Regions from separate parts of the Homo sapiens genome. Here regions 2 and 3 are each linked to region 1. Evidence: read pairs that join two places in POLR2A ChIA-PET (ENCODE). Cell type or tissue: OCI-LY7. All regions are shown on one strand. Links, peaks and the distances in the headings refer to the core of each region. The heading gives the core; the rest is flanking DNA. Region 1 overlaps SEL1L3 (SEL1L family member 3). Region 2 overlaps STIM2 (stromal interaction molecule 2). Region 3 has its middle 56 kb from the start of SMIM20.

What was found. Peaks named below come from ENCODE experiments on the same cell type or tissue, not always from the same donor. Only the 100,000 strongest peaks of a DNase experiment are listed, where the experiment ranks them.
Region 2: POLR2A ChIA-PET joins it to region 1 with 5 read pairs; 1 of 35 experiments calls an interaction of 5 or more read pairs at or near these places.
Region 3: POLR2A ChIA-PET joins it to region 1 with 8 read pairs; 1 of 35 experiments calls an interaction of 5 or more read pairs at or near these places.

What each region holds. Positions count from the first base shown.
Region 1 is chr4:25,838,604-25,846,806 of GRCh38, reverse strand. All of the region lies in intron 2 of SEL1L3 (SEL1L family member 3), which reads left to right. Among named protein-coding and RNA genes, the nearest start is that of SEL1L3, 20 kb to the left of the region's middle. RefSeq lists a silencer at 606-900 and an enhancer at 2,506-3,274. In OCI-LY7, for the core only: CTCF peaks have their summits at 4,269 and 4,470 (motif pointing left); a DNase peak (open chromatin) is centred at 4,366; H3K27ac peaks cover 664 bases.
Region 2 is chr4:26,996,935-27,000,934 of GRCh38, reverse strand. It overlaps STIM2 (stromal interaction molecule 2), which reads right to left. Exons shown (of 12, transcript NM_020860.4): 5 at 1,588-1,703. Among named protein-coding and RNA genes, the nearest start is that of STIM2, 140 kb to the right of the region's middle. In OCI-LY7, for the core only: no CTCF peak of the experiment used is centred there; no DNase peak of the experiment used is centred there; H3K27ac peaks cover 2,235 bases.
Region 3 is chr4:25,965,825-25,974,027 of GRCh38, reverse strand. No RefSeq gene overlaps it. Among named protein-coding and RNA genes, the nearest start is that of SMIM20, 56 kb to the right of the region's middle. In OCI-LY7, for the core only: no CTCF peak of the experiment used is centred there; DNase peaks (open chromatin) are centred at 3,737 and 5,327; H3K4me3 peaks cover 645 bases.

The sequences.
Region 1 (8,203 bases), core at 2,336-6,335:
CTCCCGAGTAGCTGGGATTACAGGCACCCACCACCATGCCAGGCTAATTTTTGTATTTTTAGTAGAGATGGGGTTTCACCATGTTGGCCAGGCTGGTCTCAAACTCCTGACCTCAGGCGATCTGCCTGCCTTAGCCTCCCAAAATGCTGGGATTACAGGTGTGAGCCACCATGCCGGGGCCTCTATTATTTTTAAGCAGAGTGTTTTATCCTGGAGGAGATGAGAACCTAAAGGAACCCTTCCAACAGAAAGGGAGGTTGTACCACAGAATGGTAACCTCTGGCTGGGCCTGATTCCTGTCCTGCCACTTTCTATCTCTGTAACCTTGGAAGTCTCTGAGCCTCAGTTTTCCTATCTGTAAAATGGGGATAACAAGCAGTTCCTTCAGAGCAGTGCTGTGAGGACTAAATGAGATGTGATTGCTCAGCACATCATCAGCACTCAGTGAGAAGCTGTGATGATGATAGAGTCCACACTCTGCATTTTATCCTAAATGCCACATGGTCACAGCCTCAGCAGGACCAATCCCGGAGGCTCCAAGGCCCTTCTGCAGCCTCCCTTAAGCCGTGGGGCTGGAGATCTCAGGCATGTGCTGAGAGGCGGCACTCTGAAGTTCTCTCCATTGGTGCAAGGAGCGCCTTGCTCTGTGGATGCCGAGTGCCTGCCAGCTCTTCTTCTGCCCCCTCAGTGGGGAGCCCTCCCCACACATGCGCCCAGTTGTTTCCTCAACTGTGGCCCTAGGACCACCTGTGACAGAATCACAAATGCTTGTTGCAAATGCAAATTCCTAGGCCCAGTCCTTCATCTACTTAGTCAGGATCTGCGGGGGTGGGGGAAGGCTTGGAATCGGCATTTTAAACACCTTCCTCACGACTCTAATGCACCCTAAAACTTGAGAACCTGTGGGCCAGGGACAGAGCTGGTTGGACTTAGGATTGCTATGGTTCCCGTGTCCCGACCCCCAGCCAGGCTTGGCAGGCAGAGGACATCCATGGATTTGTGGCAACAGACCCTTCCACAGGAAGTGCCTGACATTTCATCAACAGGATGGGTTTGGGACAAGGTGACTTAAGGACATGCACTCTAAGTTTTTCCTTTAGTGATCAATTTCTTGTCATCTCTGGGATGTGATTTCTGTTGGGCTATCTTTGGGGGAAATAATGACTGTGGCGATTTCTTGGTACTGTCCCAAAACAGCTCTGCATATAATGAAAACTGAAAGGACCTGTGTCACCATACATGATAGTTGGTCAGAAGCCACTTACCCTAGAACTGGCACATTTGATATTTTTCAAAACTTTTTCTTGTTTTGAGACAGGGTTTCACTCTGTTACCCAAGCTGGAGTGCAGTGGCACGATCATAACTCACTATAGCCTCAACATCCTGGGCTCAAACAATCCTCCCACCTCAGCCTCCTGAGTAGCGGGGACCATGGGCATGTACCACCACACCCAGTTTATTTTTTTATTTTTTTGTAGAGATGGGGTCTTCCTATGTTGCCCAGGCTGGTCTTGAACTCCTAGGCTCAAGCAGTCCTCCCACCTTGGCCTTCCAAAGTGCTGAATTAAAACTATTTTGAAATAAGTATAGATTCACAGAAAGTTGCAAAGGGTACAGGGTCCCTGTGTATCCTCACCCCCGCTTCCTCATTTTCCATAACTACAGTGCAAAATCAAAATTGGGGAAGTAATGCTGATCTAATACTGTTAACTGGACTCCAGACCTTACTCAGATTTTACCACTTTTTACAGGGGGTCCTGTGTTTGTGTAGATCTATACAATTTTAACCTACATTTTAATAACCCTGTCTGTCTGGTTTATTCTGCATTTGTGCAGTGCTTTAAATGAAAAGATGTCTAGAAGATGAAAGTAAATTCCCTTTCTGTGTGTGTGCACATAGTGGGGAGGGTGGGATGGGTAGTTAAATGTCTGAAAGCAGTCAAGTCAATCATTTTGATGATCAGTGTGCCTCCCTCTTCCAGGCAGAGCCCCATGCAGGCATCTGTCTGGAATACCTTCCACAGGGCCACCTAATTTGTTAAGGGGAAGATAGCGTGGGGCACACACAGCCACAATTTGCTGTACCTCCGACTTTGTCAGGGATTAATGATTCCATTTCATATTTGACAAATCATGTATTTCTGATTGAAGAATGACTGAATTGCAAGCTGGAAGTTTCCAAATGAAATCATTTAACGAACTGGCTCAGTTCTTAGGGCACCTGAATATGCCCTTAAAATGTGAAACGTCTTTTCCTTCTTTTGTTGTTTCTTCTCATATTCACAAGGCTTAGGAACAGCACAGTGGGATTTTTCTCCTCACCTGCTTCAGAGCATTACCTTAGGAGTGAGAATTAAACCATAACGCAGAGAAAACCCTTTCCCAAGAGTTAAAGTCACTGAAAATGGTGGGGAGCTCCATGCACCCTCAAAATAAGCTCTGATTACAAGGCTGTGATTTGTTTACCGAAAAAGGGGCACACATTCTTCCTTCTCCAAAAGACAGATCACAAGAGGGTCTGCAGCAGTCCCATGGAAAACATCCATGACCTTTGTTCTGGATCTGGGCTGTGGGGATAGAAGGGGGCCAAGCCTCTGGTTTGTTCTTAGCAGGGGCTTCTTGATGAACAAGAATCAAGTCAGAACAAGATGGCATTAGTGAGGCTCCGAGCTGAGCCACAGGGGGCCTGTCATGTATGGTCCCTGTCTCAGCCAGCACTGATGTGGGGTTTCAGGGAAGGTTTTCTGTGTCAAGTGCCTGGTGTCCTACGATGGCCCTGCCTCTGAACTGAAGTACTCCCTGACTTGCTTTCATTTTCCTTTTCATGTATAAAAAGAGTCAAAGTCCCTGTGCCCGGGCGTTCTGGAAGTGTGCTTGGAGGGCCTCCATCGCTGGCTTTGCCAAGGCTCCCGAGGCGAGGGCCACGTGTGTCCAGACACGGCTCTCAGCAGCTTATCTCCTTTGCCAGGCCAGACCCGGCCAGGCCATGAGGCTGATTTTTGGTGGAGACGCAGCAGACGTTTACCCAGCCCTGCAGGGAAAACCTAACCCAGATGAGAAGTCGGTAGCCATTGGGAACACGTGTGTGCCACGACTCGGCCACATGCCCCCGGTGCACGTGTTACTGCTGCATTCTGGGTGTGGGGGGCATATGTAGCCATAGGCAGACTGTGGATCTACCTAATGTGGCTTATTTCCTTGAGGGAGGGGACTGGGCGTTTCTGTTGTCCCTCCCAAATCACATGTGTGCCTGACTCACGCTGGAGTCACAGAAAGAAAGGAATCAGCCATGCAGGCCAGTGACTTGGGCCCCAGACCTGGGGACCCACCTGGACTTCTCTTCCTGTCATACTCTATTTTGAGAGTCACCTAGTGCTGGCTGTATGTGTCACATATTCAGTCCCTTCTTGCATTTCTCACCACGTGGAGTGCCGTCATCCTGGTCTAAGCCGTCATCCTCCTGTCTGGACTCCTGGCACTGCCTGCAAGTGGCCACCCAGTTTTGCCCGTCGTACCCTCCTCACCCCCCACCAGCAGCCAGTGCAAGGTGATTGCATCACTGCCTGATTAAGCCCCCCAGTTCCTCCCATAATCCACTGATCCCAGTTAAGATCAACCCATGCCCCTTACTCTGTGGGAATCTGTCCCTGTCCCCTTGCAGCCTTGTGTCCCACCACGCACACCCTTCCCCACTGCTTCCAGCCACAGGGGCCCGCTTGCTTCTCCTGGAGCATACCAAGTTCATTCTCACTTTGGGACATCTGTGTGACTGCTCCCTCCACCTAAGATGCTCTTCTCCCAGATCACCACATGGCCACTTCCTTACCTCACCTACCCCTCTGCTCCAATGCCATCTCCTTATCTAAGACAGCAGGCCCACCCCCACCGCCCTGCCTGTCATTGTCCACCTTCATTTTCCTTCCTGGCCTGATCACCACTGGACAGTTTCAGTAAATATCTTTAGTTGCCTATGTGCCTATTTCCTGGCCCACACTGGAGCACAAGCTCCATGAGGCCAGGGGACTTGTTTGCTTTGTTCTGATGCTGATCATAGGCCCCTGCACTCATGACTACTTGTTGATTGAATGAATGCTCTTAACCAAGAGGGAAGGACAGTTTGTGAACATCACACACTGATACCCTTGCAGGGCTGTGTTGCCACATGAGGGAGGGTGTGGGGGTGGAGGTGGCAGTGCTCCTTCCCTAGGGCCACTGCACACACTCCACAGCTTCCCAGACAAACCCACCAGGGCTGCGCTAGTTAAGGCTGCAGGCTCCTCCTGTTCAGGGATTCTCCTTTGCAGCCACAGGTAAGCTCAGCTTCCCCTTTGTGGTTTAAGTCTTTGATTCCCCACCCCTATGTCTTTGCTAAAGCAGTTTCTTTTCCTTAGAATAGCTCCTGTTCCGCCCCGACTCCCCCTGCCCACGAAGCAACACCGCCCCCCACTGCCACTTTCCATGTCTGCTTGGCAAAATCATGCCCCTATTTCAACAGCCTGCTCAAATTTCTAACACTTTTCTAGCCCCCACCCTGAAGTTTTGTTGAGTTTTTTTTTTTTTAATTTCCACAACCAGAAATTAACTTCATAAATGCTGGCCATCAGAATGCTGTGTTGGTACTGCTCCTATGACACGTATCATGATTCATTCAATTAAACAAAGATTGACTGAGCACCTACTATGTATCAATTTCTTTACTGAGTGTGGAGGCTTAAAGATGAGGACAAAGCCACCCTCTTTAACATGGCTACCAATAGTTACAGTCACTTACTGCTACTGAACATTTGCTATGTGCCAGGCACTGTCAAAGTGCTTTATGTGGTTTACGTGGTTATCTAATTTTTTTGAGACAGGGTCTTGCTCTGTCACCCAGGCTGGAGTGCAGTGGCGCGATCTCAGCTCACTGCACCCTCCGCCTCCCAGGTTCATGCGATTCTCCTGCCTCAGCCTCCCGAGTAGCTGGTGTTACAGACACGTGCCACCACACCCAGCTAATTTTTGTATTTTCAGTAGAGATGGTGTTTCGCTATGTTGGCCAGGCTGGTCTCAAACTCCTGTCCTCAAGTGATCTGCCTGCATCGGCCCCCAAAGTGCAGGGATTACAAAGTGCTGGGTGAACTACAGCGCCTGGCCCGCTGTTATTTAATTTAATATGCCCAATATTCCACCAAGGAGAAAACAGAAAACTGACTCAGAGAGATAGAGTAGTTTGTCTAAGTTTGCACAGCTATTAATGAAGATGCTGGAGTTTGAACCTGGATAGTTTGGTTCCCAAACCCCACACTTATTCATTAGGCTAAACTACCAGGTGATGTCATGAAGCTATTTATTTATTTTAAGTCATTCATTCACTGAAAAAAAGTTCCTGAGCAATCTGTGTGTGTTAAGCACTTTGTGTGGCTTCTTCAGAGGAGGTGACATTTTGACAGAGACTTGAAGGATGTGTAGAGTTTTCATGGATCAAAAAGGAGGGGCTGGGTGCAGTGGCTCACGCCTGTGATCCCAGCACTTTGGGAGGCTGAGGCAGGCAGATCACTTGAGGCCAGGAGTTAGAGACCAGCCTAGCCAACATGGTGAAAGCCCATCTCTACTAAAAATACAGAAAATTAGCCAGGCATGGTGGCATGCATCTGTGGTCCCAGCTACTTGGGGGGCTGAGGTGGGAGAATTGCTTGAATTCAGGAGATGGAGGCTGCAGTGAGCCAAAATGGTGCCACTGCACTCCAGCCTGGGTGACAGAGCAAGACTCTGTCTCAAAAAAAGAGAAGAAGAAGGAAAAAAAAAAAAGGAATGAAAGAAGGACATTGAGCTTTCAGGCAGAGGGGAAGGCATAAGCTGTGGCACACAAAGGAGAAAATTCCGGATTGGGAAATGGTGATAAGCCTTTGTTCCTTGACGGGAAAGATGGCAACAAGGGCTTCATCTCACAGGCTAGCTTGTGTTGCTTGGGGGTGGCTGCCTAGAGCATGGTGTTGAGTAGGATTCTGAGGATGAGTCTGCACTTACTGAGAAAGAGTGCCATGTCCATCAGTTACTGTCTGCCATGGAGTGGAAATGTGGACTAGCAGCACACTTGCTGTGGTTTATTTTCCAAGGTATAATCTCAGGTGTGACATGGGCAATTCAAGAAGTAAGACTGGATAAGCAGTTTAGGAACACTCTTGGAAGGTTCTTAAATGCCCTAATGTTTAGCTTTATGAACACTTCTCTGATCTTCCCTCTTAAATAAGAAACTCTGGGGCAACATGGCAGTTTTCTTCTTCTCCACTCTTTTCGTTTCAAAAATGCATTCTCATCTTCAGATCCAATGGACTGGAAGTATGATTTTTTATAACAAAATTTCATTACAACAAAATGATTGAAAGTTAAGTCAAGTGTTGGAACCAGCCTTGACTTGTCTTTGTGAAAAAAAATGGTTTATGCAGCAGGACTATTCAAGTCAATGTCATGATAGTACTTTTAGTAGTTATAAACTATATATTTGGCATTAAAAAAAACAGACCTAGTTCCTTTTTTTCCAGTTAATCATGGTAGTCTGAATTTTTCAGTAATAACACTAATTAATGCCTAGCATCTACATTCCCCTTTATGATTTTTCGAAACACTTTTTTCACACACATTGTCTCATTTAATCCTCATAATAGTACCATGGGAAAGACAGTATTATTCTCAACCTTTCTTTAACAAAGAGGAAAACCGAGGCTCAGGGAGTTTGTTTAACTGGAGTCCAGACTTCCTGATTCTTTTGACTTTGCTATGCCGCCTCTCTGAAATATGCTAATACAGTCCTAACCCAGGTTCTAAATTAGAAAGAATACTTTTTTTAAAGTTGAATTTTTATCGATGTGAATCATCCTGTTTTCTTCACCCACTGGACTTTGTGTCTTTGAAGCGGATTGGGCAGACTTGGAGGCCGAGGGTGGGGAGGCCTTGGGATGTAGCTGGCTCCTTCTATATGCCTGCCCGGAAGTGCTCAGAGCTTTTGTTCTTTTCTTTCGTAGACGAAAAAGTAATACGTGTACACGGTAACAATAAAAAAATTTAAATAGCGTGAAAAGGTTTAGGGGAACGAGTAAGTTTCCACACCCCTCCCCCTCGAATCTTCTGGTCCTTTTCCCAGAAGTAAATTCATTAGCAACAGTTTCTTGTGTTTCCTTCTAGAAATGTTCTCTGCACATACAAGCGTTAAGTTGTGTCCCGTTTTCTTCCTGCACAAATGAGAGGATTCTAGAAACAGACCTGCGCTCATTAACAATACAGTAGATTTTTCTGTACCAGGACATGCTGCCGACCTCATTCTTTTCAACAGCTCCTTAGCGTTGCATCGCCTGACAGACCGTAATTTATTTAACCTATCTTTTGCTGATGATCATGCTGTTGCTTTTAACCACAAGGCTTCACTGAACATCCCTGTACATGTATCTCTGTGCACACTCATAAGCATGTTTGGAGGATAAATTACTAGGAGTAGAACTGGTTTTATTCTTAAGATTCCTGCCATCGAATGTTCCACAGACTTCCTTAGGAACCTGCTTCACTGCCTAGTATCCTTTCTGGAGGAAGTTCTGACCTAAATCATATCTGCTAGAAAATCGAGTTTTTATTCTCAGACTTTGGCTTTAAAGAAAATTAAACACCTTATTGGCCACTGGCTTTTGAATGTCCTGTGTTTGGAAAGCATTATTGAGCTGCCTGTGCTCTGGCTTTATTTCTCCAGGTTGAGAAATCTTCGCTTCTTTCCCCGCAGATTTTGCTTACAGACTTGTAGTCATTGTGATTCCTTGCATTGAGACCATCTTCAGCTTCTCTGAAGGTGGGCTGATGATCTCAGTGGCTTCATTGCTGTGTGTTCGAAGCACATCTGGAGTGGGGTTTTGTTACACAGAAGTGTTACCTTTGTTACGTGGAAGTGTTACCTTTTCCCAAGCAAGGGATCTGTGTCAGGGTTCTGATCACTCAGCTGAACCAGAGAATGGGCTACATAATCGTCCCTTAACCCCACCTGACCCAGGGATGAGATTTAACATATTTAACAACCAGTGAGGGGTGGGGGCCTCGGTGAACTCCAGTGGGTGCTAGCCTTAGTGCTGAAGCCGGCTCCAGAGGCCGCTGTTGGGCCAGGCTCTAACTTGAAGGAGGGGCCAGGGTGGGTGGCGGGGCCTTGGAGGTTCAAGGTGACATCAATTATCAAACCAAAATAGA
Region 2 (4,000 bases), core at 1-4,000, 1.2 Mb before region 1:
TTCAGGTTCTCCTTCAACTGTGAGCCCTATTCTCTGACCATAAATAACAATAAATAGATAAATAAGGTCCTACACTCAATAATAAGCACCACAGACTGGAAAAGATTAAAAAAAAAAAAACTTTAAAATGTATCTCTGTTCATTTGACAATGCTGGTTTTTAAAATAAATCTAACATAAGTGTTCTGACTATGGGGCACATTCACTCAACCATTCTAAGACAAACATATTTAAAATCATTAACTTTTTAATTGGTTTATTTAAATATTTGTTTACAATCTTTTTTGAGACTAGTTTGATTTCTTTTCAAATGACTTGGTAATATAATTTTTGGGGCTTAGAAAGGGGTTAGTTCCAAGATTAATAAAATATGAGTATTCCTGATCAAGTTGTAAATAGAAACAAATTCTATACTTTAATTCCTATTTTTACCAACCACTCACATGAGAAAAATTGGACAGAATCCCACAGAAGACAATCCCCCAATGGATTCAGTCTGGAAGTGAGGACAAGGAAAAGGTTGGAAAGGGCATCATCTCTATGGAACGCTCGGCATTTCAGTAGTGTTCTATTTCCTAGGGTTTGTAATTTCCACCAACAGTGCATTTCCACCAGCTCTCATATGGGGAGTTCCAGCTGTTTCACCAGCTGCTCTTTTAGCCCAAGCCAAAAAAGAACCACCAGTAAAGTCATAAAATCTATTCAACCAATTCTAGTTACCCTTTTTTAGAAGGGCCATTCCCAAGATGGTATCATAGAAACCTGAAAATCTCCTAACTCCAAGAATTCAGGGAGAATAAACATTAGTTTCCTACTTTATAACTTGTGGAAGGCATTTTTCTTGTATTAATTTTGTTATACTTTTTTGACTAAAAAAAAAAAACATAATTCCTTTAAAAGGTGTACTTTTCAAACACTTTCTCCCAAAGCTTTCTGAAAAAATTGAAATTAAATAAAACAAACATATTAAATTTCTCTTCTGGGGAAAAAATATTCCTGTCAAAGTAAATAAATACAAGGTTTATTTTCTTTACAGATATTGCATAACACTTTCTCAAATGTTTCTCTTCAAAACAATCAAATAACATTTTCTACTTCTTGCTCCTGCCAGTAGAGTTTGTTAATTTATAAAGCTTCAAGTGAGTCTTTGCTTTCCATCTATACCTAAAAATCCATTTTCTTGGTGTTTAGTGAAAACTGTTAGGCTCTATTGCTTCATGCCATCAAGATGGTTAGACTATATTATTTTTTAAGAGATTCCTCAGTGAATATCCAATTATAGTAACATCAACATTAAAACTCCTCCAAAGATCCAAAGTTTTAAATCTAAAAATTCTAAATTAACAGCTAAATATAGTTTTTTATATAACTTCTTACATTAGTAACCAGCTTTGAAAATTTCACACTCATGTTTCAATGACAGAAAATCCTATCTTATAAATCTTTTAAGGTAGTATTACACTTCTTTCACAGGTAATAGATGATTCTTCTTAGAGGCCTACTATCTTATTTTTCTCTTTCCTTAAATAACACAGAGATGATCAGGATATTCTTTTACATCATCCTCTGAGTGAGAGAGAATACTAACGTGTTAGAGGTCCAAACAAAACCACATCCAATGCCTTGAGCTGAAGTTTTTGTCTGTGACTCCGGTCACTGATTTTCAACTGGGAGATCATAAATGAAGGTTCGTGCACTGCTATCCTGTTTATTTGAAAAACACACACACATATATATATATATTAAATGAAAATATTTCTAGTATACAAATTTAAATATTTGAGCAACACATTTAACACTTTACATATTATTGATGATCACTGTTGGAGCTCATCCATGTGTGATTTAATAATTTGTTACATGTTTCAAAAACCTCTTCAGTGCAAACTTAGCTGTAGAAAGACTCCTGTATGTTAATAATTTAGTAGCTACATTGAAAAAGTTTTGGTTTTCTAAGGTTACTTTCTGTTATGACTTACTATGATTTAGAAATTTATAAAGTTGAAAAAAAAATTTTTTTTTTTGAGACAGAGTCTCATTCTGTCACCCAGGCTGGAGTGCAGTGGTTCGATCTCGGCTCTCTGCAACCTCCGCCTCCCGGGTTCAAGCAATTCTCCTGCCTCAGCCTCCCAAGTAGCTGGGACTACAGGCACGTGCCACCACGCCTGGGTAATTTTTTGTATTTTTAGTAGAGATGGGGTTTCACCATGTTGGCCAGGATGGTCTCGATCTCCTGACCTCGTGATCCGCCCGCCTCAGCCTCCCAAAGTGCTGAGATTACAGGCATGAACCACCGCTCCCAGCCTAAAGTTGAAAATATTTTATAGTCATTAATTACTTCTGTCACTTATTATCCTTTCACAAAGGATAATAAAACCATAAGTAACTTAATTTAACATCTATAGCAGACTTTAAAAAACAATTAAGTTTTCAATTTAGATCATATTGATTTTCTTTAAAAGTATCAAAAAATCTATACTTTTAACATTCTAATGTTTAACTGTTTAAAAATTGAACAAAGTACATTGAAGTCACAAGTGGGAAATAAAAAGCCTTCATGGATTGAGGTAGGTAGGTAGAGGAATTTATATAATAATAAGTACTAAACCATTTTATTAGCTATGAAGAAAGCACGTAGGAGGCACAGGTAAAATAAGGAAATAAAATCACTTTATTATGGACTGTAAATACAAGCAACCCAGTACTCAACTAAGATTTCTTAACAACCAAGTATGATGCTAGTAAAGATTTCATTACACAAAGTCTAATAATAATAACAATGACAATAAACACAGGCATATAATATATGCTGGGTCCTGTACCAATGGCTTAATACTCAAGAAAACCTTATAATAGTATTTCCATTTTATAGGTGAAGATACTTGTGAGAGGTTGAGTAACTTGCCTAAGGTTACATAATTAGTAATAGGTAAGGCAAGGATTCAAACCCAAATATGTACGATTCCAAAGACTACTTTGAAACACTACATTTTGTATAGAAAGATATCAGTACTCTCTAAGTATGGAAAAATTACAGGAACTCCTATGAGGCTTCTATAAAACCTTAAAGAGCAAAGAACTGTAACATTCCCTCTCTGAAATGCCTTCCTTTATCTTCTCCACAGGTACTTTCGTATAATGCTTCCCTTACACCTTTAACATGACACTTATCAAATTGCATGAAGGCAAAGACTATGTCGTATCTCTGTATCCCCAAAGCCTAATGTAGTACTTGCCAAAAGTAGAAGCTTGATAAATGTTTGTATAATAGCTGAATGAATGTATGTAGGTATGGATGCATGAATTAATAGCAAACTATCAATAGACTAAGAAAGACAATGAGATGTAGTAAAAAAGAAAATACATAACAAAATTTTATGCGAGATTCAATATGAGTCCAGAGGTAAAAATGATTCCACCTGAGTGGGTGAGGGTGTCAGGGAAGGCCACATAGGCCTGAAAGAAATGAGGTGGTATGTGTCAGGTGAAGACAGCCTTAGTATAATGTTTGGCAGTAAGAATTACAGAGTATAGAAAACACAGCGAAAGGTTTAAGATAACCACTACAGCCAACATAAAACATAGTTTTGGCTACCTTTAGCAAATGTAAAGGGTTTTAATGTCACAGAAAAGAAACATCATAATGGACTGTTGTAGGCCAACTATCTATAGAATATGTAATACATTTTCTTATACATTCTTGTAACTAGTTCTTATGTCTACAGATACCATACAAAGAGCTCTGGAACTTACATAATAATTGAAATTAATTGATATTGCCCCTTTAAGTTGACTCATCTAATTTCCATTACTATATAATAGGGGCTTAAGGAAGAGTTTACTGTTCTCCTTTCTCCTCCACTAAAAAAGGTTCCAATGGGCTGACCTGAAAACTGAAGTTATAATGTTTTTCTATAGTAACATGTTCACTATTTAAGGAGTTGATCTTGACAAGTGTGTGATGTCACAATTTTACCAGAATTGGAAGCATCTCTGATCAT
Region 3 (8,203 bases), core at 2,151-6,150, 130 kb before region 1:
CAGCGGCAGAGGTCTGGGTCCTGGCACGTGCCCTTTAGGATTCCAATATCCTTAGGGGCCTGCTGGTGCTGACAGTTCCAGAACCATAAGACAGAATTCCTGCGGGCCAGTTTGGAAGCAGAGACAGGAAACTGGAAGAGCCCTTAGCCTGTGCTTGGGCTTAAAGCCCTTTAGCTTGTGGCTTTAACTCTGAAACTTCTAGAGGGCATCTTGCAGGTCAGTGTGAGGTACAGAAGTTGTCACAAGCTTCCTGGCTCAAAGAAAGTGAGACTTCACGAACTTTTCTGGACATCACACCAGCACTTATGAAGTTATCTTGTTAAGCACAGATGAAATCAGAAATACAGGCATTCACCATCACTTAAACAAAGCTCAGATTGTAGAGTGCGAGGAAGAATCGGTGGGATCTGGCCAGGATTTGGTCCTACGTGCCAGAGGACTGACACAAGACAGGGAACAGATTCCACGGGCCCCTGGCAGCCTCCCACCTCTCAATAAAAATATCAGTACTGGCGAAAATAAAACCGCACAGGCAGACGCAATATCATTTCCCCATGGACATTCAGAATTATTGCATCTTATGGGTGGAAGGGACTTTAAAAGCCAACCTGTATCTTACAGCTGTTGAAAGCAAGGGCTTTGGAGGAAGACTGATCTGGGGTTGCATCCTGGCTCCTTGACTCTAGGGAATGACAGCTCTAAGTTTTGTGCCTTTGGGCTTGTTTCCTTTTCCGTAAAACAGGACAAGGCACTAATATTCTGGGCTCTAAAAGTGCTTATAAAATGCTTAGCATAGTTGCTGACTTATCACAAATACTGAGAAAGTGGTAGGTCTTATGAGGATTGTTGTCATTTCATCCAACTCCATAGCAATGCTGGCTTCCCCTTTGTAAAGGGGATCCTGCCTATATTCAAATGTTGCCAGCCATGGCTCTCTGAACACCTCTACTTAGAACCTCCTTTGCTGCAGGAAGATGATTCCTTGTAAAGAAGCTTCCCTTGGATGAAATTGCCCACTAAGTTTGCAGCACTGTTAAATGATTAGGGGCATGGGCCCTAGCCCTACATTCAAATCCCAGCTCTTTCACTTAGGAAGCTTGATGTCCTTGAGCAAATTACTTAGCCTTTCCGGTAACTAATGGTCACAATGGTTCTATCACTCAACCTTTCAGTGCCTCAGTGTCTTAAGCTGGCAGATAATGATGATGATGGTAGTACCTACCCCATTTAGTTGTCATAAAGTTTGAATTAGGGAACATATATAAGGCATTTAGAAGAAAGCCTGACATACAGCAGGTACTCAATAACTAGGTATTATTGATGTAACTTCCATCCCTCGATTTGATCTTATTATGTCCCCCCCAAGATTTGTTTTCAATTTCAATAAACTGCATCTGAATTAGGCCAGAGACCATCAGATCACCAGCCCCAGCCCTGGAATTGGGATGGCTTCATGGACATGTGACCTGTGCCCTTGACCAGGGCCCCGTGCTCAAGGGCCCACTCTTGCTTTAATCCTCTTCAGTCTCCATCTTGAAGTTCTTAATAATTTTTGAGTAAGGTGGCCCACAATCTCATTTTACACTGGCCTCAAAAATTCTATAACTGGCCCTCCCTGGAATACTGGTATCGCTGGTTTCTTGCCTTCATGCGTGAGCAGGGTTAGGAAGCAGGGGCTGCCTCAGCAGAGCTTTGTTCTCCTCGTAGCTCTTCCACTCCGTGCAGCAGGTTGGTAATCTTGGGGCTCCATTGTTCGGGTAACCCCCTCCCTTTTCTCCCACCCACCTTTCTTCTCCTTGTCCCCTGGTTTCCACCCTTCCTTCCAACTCTTGCTGCTTCTGCTTGGTAGCCAAGCTCAGAGGTGTTTGCCCTGCTCCAGACCCAGGGCCTGGGCCACCAGAGGGGTTCACCTCCTTCTTCTGGCTTGCCTCTCTCCTTCCCCTGGTGATGGTGGAAATCTTTTTGCTGGCTTGCAATGGTGAGAATGACACTGTCTTTGAAGGAATGGGAACTCATAAAAGTTATAGAGTAAGATTTCCAGTTTCTTGGCCTAGAGGTGGGGTGTAAGGGTTAGCAGAGGGTTCCTGATGAGAGCTGCTTGAGTGAAGGATCAGCGGGCATGGGGCTTTGCTCTCAGTCACCAAGGGAATAAGAATAATCTGTTCTCATGCATCAAACAGGAGAGTTTGCTCCCCATCTTTTCCATGAGGACAACTCTCCAGGATGACATTCTCTCCTTCTCTAGTGTCTAACATAAAACGGCATTAGTTCTTAGCAGACACAGCCACCACCGGGAATTGTTTGGTCCTGCTTGCTGCTTAAGAAAATCTGCAGGAGAAAGGAAGTAGATTCAAGATGAAACAAGGCAGTGTGTTCTTTAAGATGCAGAAAAAGCGCTAAGGGACTTATGTTTGGAGAAGACTCTTGTCCCACCAAATGGAAGAAAGATGCCAGGAAGATAAAGCACAAGCGGCCTGCCGCGATGCAGAGCTGGAAACACTTCACTGGCTGGCAGGATGAGAAAAGGGGTCATCCGGAGCTCTGCCTGTGCCATGGGGGCATCCCTGGGGCTGGGGCTCAGCCAAGATTGCCTCAGTAAAAAGGGGGAAATGAGGCCTTGGAATTCCTTTCATGCTGCTTGACTGCCAGGCCCCCAGGGTTCTTGCAATCAGGCACAGAGCCCGAGACTCCTAAGAACTGCAGATAGGGCACTGGGATAATCCTCCTTCCATTTCACAATGAGTGAACTGGCTCTCAGCTGGAAGAACTGCTTCCCAAGGCACACTCTGGGCCTGACTCCTTTAATCACCATGGAGGCAAAGTCTCCTTCAGGTTCCCCTGGTAACCAGACTCCTCACGTGGGCTCCAGGCTAGCCCTGAGGGCATCTCCAAGTGACTGCCCACTGGAAGGGCAGGGCTGTCCCAGACTCCTGGTCTTGCTCCAGCCACCAGAATCTGCTCCATGGACTGAGAGCCTGGAGGTCTGAAGCAGAGTCTCAGCGGCTAGTGACAGTCTCCAAAGCCCAGCGCACTTCACCAACATAGGCCCCAGTGGCAGGAAGACCTGATGTTGTGGGAATGTTTACTCAGCCACCTCAGAGAGTCAGAAAGGCAGCTGTTCTAACCGCACCATGTCCCGGGATGTGAAACTGGGACTTGATCCAGAGGAGGCTGGTGGGGCAGTTACCTTCCCCAAGGTCAAGCCTTGGGCTAGGGCTATTAAGTTGGCAGGCTCATCCTGGGGCTCAGGAATGCCATGGAGACTTCACCCTGCAGGGCTGATGGGTGGAGAAGGAAAACCCCAGCTCCTGACAGGCATTGGGGTGGTGGCAAGAAGAGACCGGGCTTGGTTAAAGGCACACAACTTGAGTCTTGGCGTTGCCACCGACTCCCTGGCTGAGTGTGGATGGGCCACTTCCCCTCTCTCAGCCTGGTTTTTGAGGGGCTGGAGGAGCTGGAGCAGCTTCCTAAGGGAGCTTCCAGCTCCGGTTTTTGATGATTTGAGTTTCCGGTGTCCTGAGCTGCAGATGGCATGTGGGGAATGAGGAAGCTGTAGAGAGCTGACTGGTGATTTCCCCGGAGAGTCTACGGCTGTTGGGGAAGCTCCCACTACCACAGACAGCCCGGGCCCCACTTGGCAGCCCTGGGCCTCGGATCAACTGAAATGTGTAGGGGGAAGCGAGATGAGCTCATTAGATCCACCTGTGCAAATCAGCGCCTTTCACAGCTGAGTGTCCTGGGGAGGGGAGGGTTGAGAAGGCAGCTCAGCCAGGCAGGAAGCCCCGCATCGGAAGACGAGGCTGACACCAAAATGAGGATGGTAGAAGCATATTTAATGACACGGAAAAATGTTCAGTGGTAGGTTAAAAAAAATGCAGGTTATAAAAAGCAGCATATGTAGGACAATCCTCTTTATGGGGAAGAAATATTTCCCTCTAAAGTAGACACACACACGCACACGCACACACACACACACACACACAAGAAAAGGCCCTAAAATTCAAGGAGTGATTATCTCGGGGTGCTGGGATTTCCTGTGGCTTTTATTTTCTTCCTTTGTGCTTTTCTGTATTTTCCAAGGTTTTGTAATGATTCAAAAAAGACTTTTTTCACAGAATGCTTGGCGTATTAACCTGCCAAATACACTGGCCTCACGGACACTTCCTTTTCCCGGGGAAGGTCCTGCCCACAGCTCTACTGAGGGTCCAGTCCTTAGGCGGCCAAGTCTTAATTTATGCACAACCATAGCAGCTTCGAAATTTCAGTATTGGAGAGACTTAAGAAGACAATCTGATTGCAAAGGAGAAATTGAAGTTATATTTAAAATAAAGTTAAGACAATGTCAATTGTCCATATGAAGGAATAGGAGACAGGCTACAGCTTCCCCACTCTTCTCCTTGGGGTCGGCCATTAAACCTTCCGCTATGCTCCTGCCCCATCTCCCTTCTGATTGGACAGGGGGTGATCAGCTGACCCGAGTGCAGCCAATCCACCCAGGAGCCTGTGCCTTATGCAAAAAAAGATGGCCGGGTCATTAAATTCATCCCTGGCGGATTTGAACTGAGAAATTAGGCAAGTGCCAGACAGTTAGCAGTGGGAATAGTAAATGAAGGGCTGTAGGGAGAGACAGCAGGAGCAGAGAGCCATGAGGAGATACAGATGGTGTGCATCATGGAACAGTAGAAATAATTACTAAAATGACTAAATAAAAAGCATGAAAAAGGCAGAGATATGAGATTTTTTTCCTCCAGACGGAATCTTGCTCTGTTGCCCAGAGCTAAGAAATTCTACAACAGCTTCCCAGGCATGGGTTAAGAAGACCTAGAAAACTCCTATGCCTGTTTAACATCAACTCCACCATTATGGCTTCATTGGACAACCATTATTGAGTTTACACTATGCTAGACACTATACCCAAGAGATATCTCAGTGGAGTGCAGGGGCGGATCTCAGCTCACTGCAAGCTCTGCCTCCCCGGTTCAAGCAATTCTCTTGCCTCAGCCTCTCGAGTAGCTGGGATTACAGGCACATGCCACCATGCCCGGCTAATTTTTGTATTTTTAGTAGAAACGGGGTTTCACCGTATTGGCCAGGCTGATACTCCTGACCTCAGGTGATCCACCCGCCTGGGCCTCCCAAAGTGCTGGGATTACAGGCATGAGCCACCACGCCCGGCTGAGATTTTTTAAAAGGATATAGAGATTAGAGGAAAGGATAAGTCAAATGGTAACAAGAAGAGCACAGAACAAAAGTGAAAGAGACCAGGGTGGCCCCGTTTCTTCATTTGAGTTCCCTCAGGAGCAGACTCTGAGACAACAATTTCCGTGCAAGTGGTTTATTTGGGAAGTGGTCTCAGGAAACTGCAGAAGAGGACTTGGGGAAGTGATACCAGGAAGGGAAGGCAGCCAGTAAGTGGTGCATTACTGAGCCAGCCACAGAAGGCAGTGACTGGAGCTTAACCCAGGGGGAAACTGTGTCATATGCATACCTCAGAACTCTCCCCAGCCAGGAGGTGAGGGAGTTAGGATATTTATATAGCAACTCCTGAGAGTCTGGTTGAGGACTGCTCCCATAGCACTTGATTCCCTGGAATTCAAACCCTGTGCTTGTGGAAAGAGCTGCCTTCCACGGCTCCAGGAAAAAATTCCCTAGACACAGAGATGCAGATATACTGGCAGCTGCAATGATCAGAAGCACACGGAAAGCTCTGAGGAATACAGATGAGGCTCTGGAAATGTCTGCCTCATCAAGAGAGAGGACCCATACACAGATAGATGGATCCTACAGTCCATTTGAGATGGTGAGAGAGTGCTAGCCCCTGAGCACTTTCTTTTTTACAGCTTCTTGGTTCTTCAGCTTCATACAGTATGTCCCCAAGACTTGAGCCAAGTGGAGGGACCCCAACTAAGATGAAGAACCTGGGAAGAGGCACCCCTCTTCCCTAGGACTCCACACCCTCCCCAGCCTCCCACAGGGAAAGAACTGTTCTATATTATCTAGGGTCACAAGCCATAAAAGATTGTCACCTTGGATTGATTCTTTTTTTTTTAAATAGAGTTGAGGTCTTGCTCTGTTGCCCAGGCTGGTCTTGAACTCCTGGACTCAAGCAGTCTTCCTGCCTCGGCCTCCCAAAGTGCTGGGATTATAGGCATTGACGGATTCTTAATACAGATTTTAGATTCTCATATAGACCCCTAACATTCCCTCCCCTAATACCCAATGACCATGCTAAGAAATTCTACAACAGCTTCCCAGGCATGGGTTAAGAAGACCCAGAAAACTCCTATGTCTGTTTATCATCAACTCCACCATTATGGCTTCATTGGACAAACATCATTGAGTTTACACTATGCTAGACACTATACCTAAGAGACATCTCAGTCTGGAAGGAAGCGGACACATACATTAAGAATTTCCTCAGAATGCGGCAAATGTTAAAATGGAGCTGTGTTGACATGGTGGGGAGCATTAAGGCAGAACACATGAATTCAGCTTATGGGAATTCAAGAAGGCTTCACGGAAGGAGTGGCTTTTGGATCAGGTCTTGAGGGATGAGTAAATGTTTAGCAAGAGGGAAGGCTGGGGGATATAGGAAGTGAGACCCAGTCAGGCAGGAGGTATAGCCAAGCAAAAGCTCTGGGCTAGGAAAGAGTCTGGTGGCTTGGAGCACGGACAGAGACAGCAAAGGCTAAAAGAGAGGTGAGACTAGGGAGGCCCCCGCACTGGTGGTGAAGGGCTTTACATATTGAGCTGAGTGTTAACTGTATTCAGTGATTACTGAGGACCCACAGAAGGTTGTCCATGGGAACTATAAAGAGCAAAATCCCTGGAAAGGTAATCATCAGTTCTTAGAGATACTTTCCCACCAGAGCACTGAGCAAACATCATATCAAAAGTTTCTTTTCTTATATTTGCTAAGCACCTGCTATGTACATAGCACTGACTAGGCACTATGGGAATGCAAAGAGTTCTCATGCACCAATACCCAGCTAATGCCACTTAAGAATAACTGGAGAAAGGCCGGGCGTGGTGGCTAATGCCTGTAATCCCAGCACTTTGAGAGGGTGAGGTGGGCGGATCATGAGGTTAGGAGTTCGAGACCAGCCTGACCAATATGGTGAAACCCCGTCTCTACTAAAAATACAAAAATTAGCCAAGCGTGGTGGCGCGTGCCTGTAATCCCAGCTACTCAGGAGGCTGAGGCAGGAGAATCACTTGAACCTGGGAGGCAGAGGTTGCAGTGAGCTGAGATTGCACCACTGCACTCCAGCCTGGGTGACAGAGGGAGACTCTGTCTCAAAAAAAAAAAAAAAAAGAATAACTGGAGAGACAAACCCAATAGGCCTAAGATTAAAGAGTTACTGTGGTGAGGGGCAAATATATATAATTTATCTTAAGAGCTATAGGAGGAGTTTTTAGGGAGAGAACTACTCTTTGTTCAGCAGAACATTGTATAAACCATTTGTTGAATAGTGAGTTGAATAGCGTGTCCCTCAAATATACATCTTCTTGGAACGTCAGAATGTGACCTTATTTGGAAATAAAGTCTTTGCAGATGTAATCAAGTGAAGATGAGATCATACTGGATTAGGATGGGCTCTAAATCTAACAAGACTCGCATCCTAATAAGGATTAAGAGGAAGATTTGGAGACACACAGACACACCTACAGGAATAAGGCCTTGTGACCACAGAAGCAGCAATTGGAGTGATGCAATTGTAAGCCAAGGAATGACAAGGATTGCCAGCAGTCACCAGAAGGTAGGAAGAGGCAAGGAAGGATGTTTCCTTAGATTCTTCCAAGGGAGCATGGCCCTGCTGACATCTTGATTCCAGCCTTTTAGCTTCCAGGACTGAGAGAATACATTTTTGTCATTTTAAGCCACCCAGTTTGTGGTAATTTTGTTGTAGGACTCTTTCCTTAGTTCAGCTAAAGATGGGGGTCCTTGTCACACGGTCACAAAAAATTTGGCTCACAGACAATTTGAAGGGTGAGGAGGGCAGAGTTTATTGGGTGAAAAGCACCAAAAAAAAAAAAGAAAAAAAAGAAAAAAAAGAAAGGGAAACAGGCACCCTCCACAAAGCCAGAGCAAGAATCCTGCTAGTATATGCTTTCCACCTCGCAACTTGAATCCCAGGTACCACCCAGGAAGAGAAGGGGGCAGGCTCCTCCCCGCGAACTTCTGTGGCTCCACCCCAGTGCA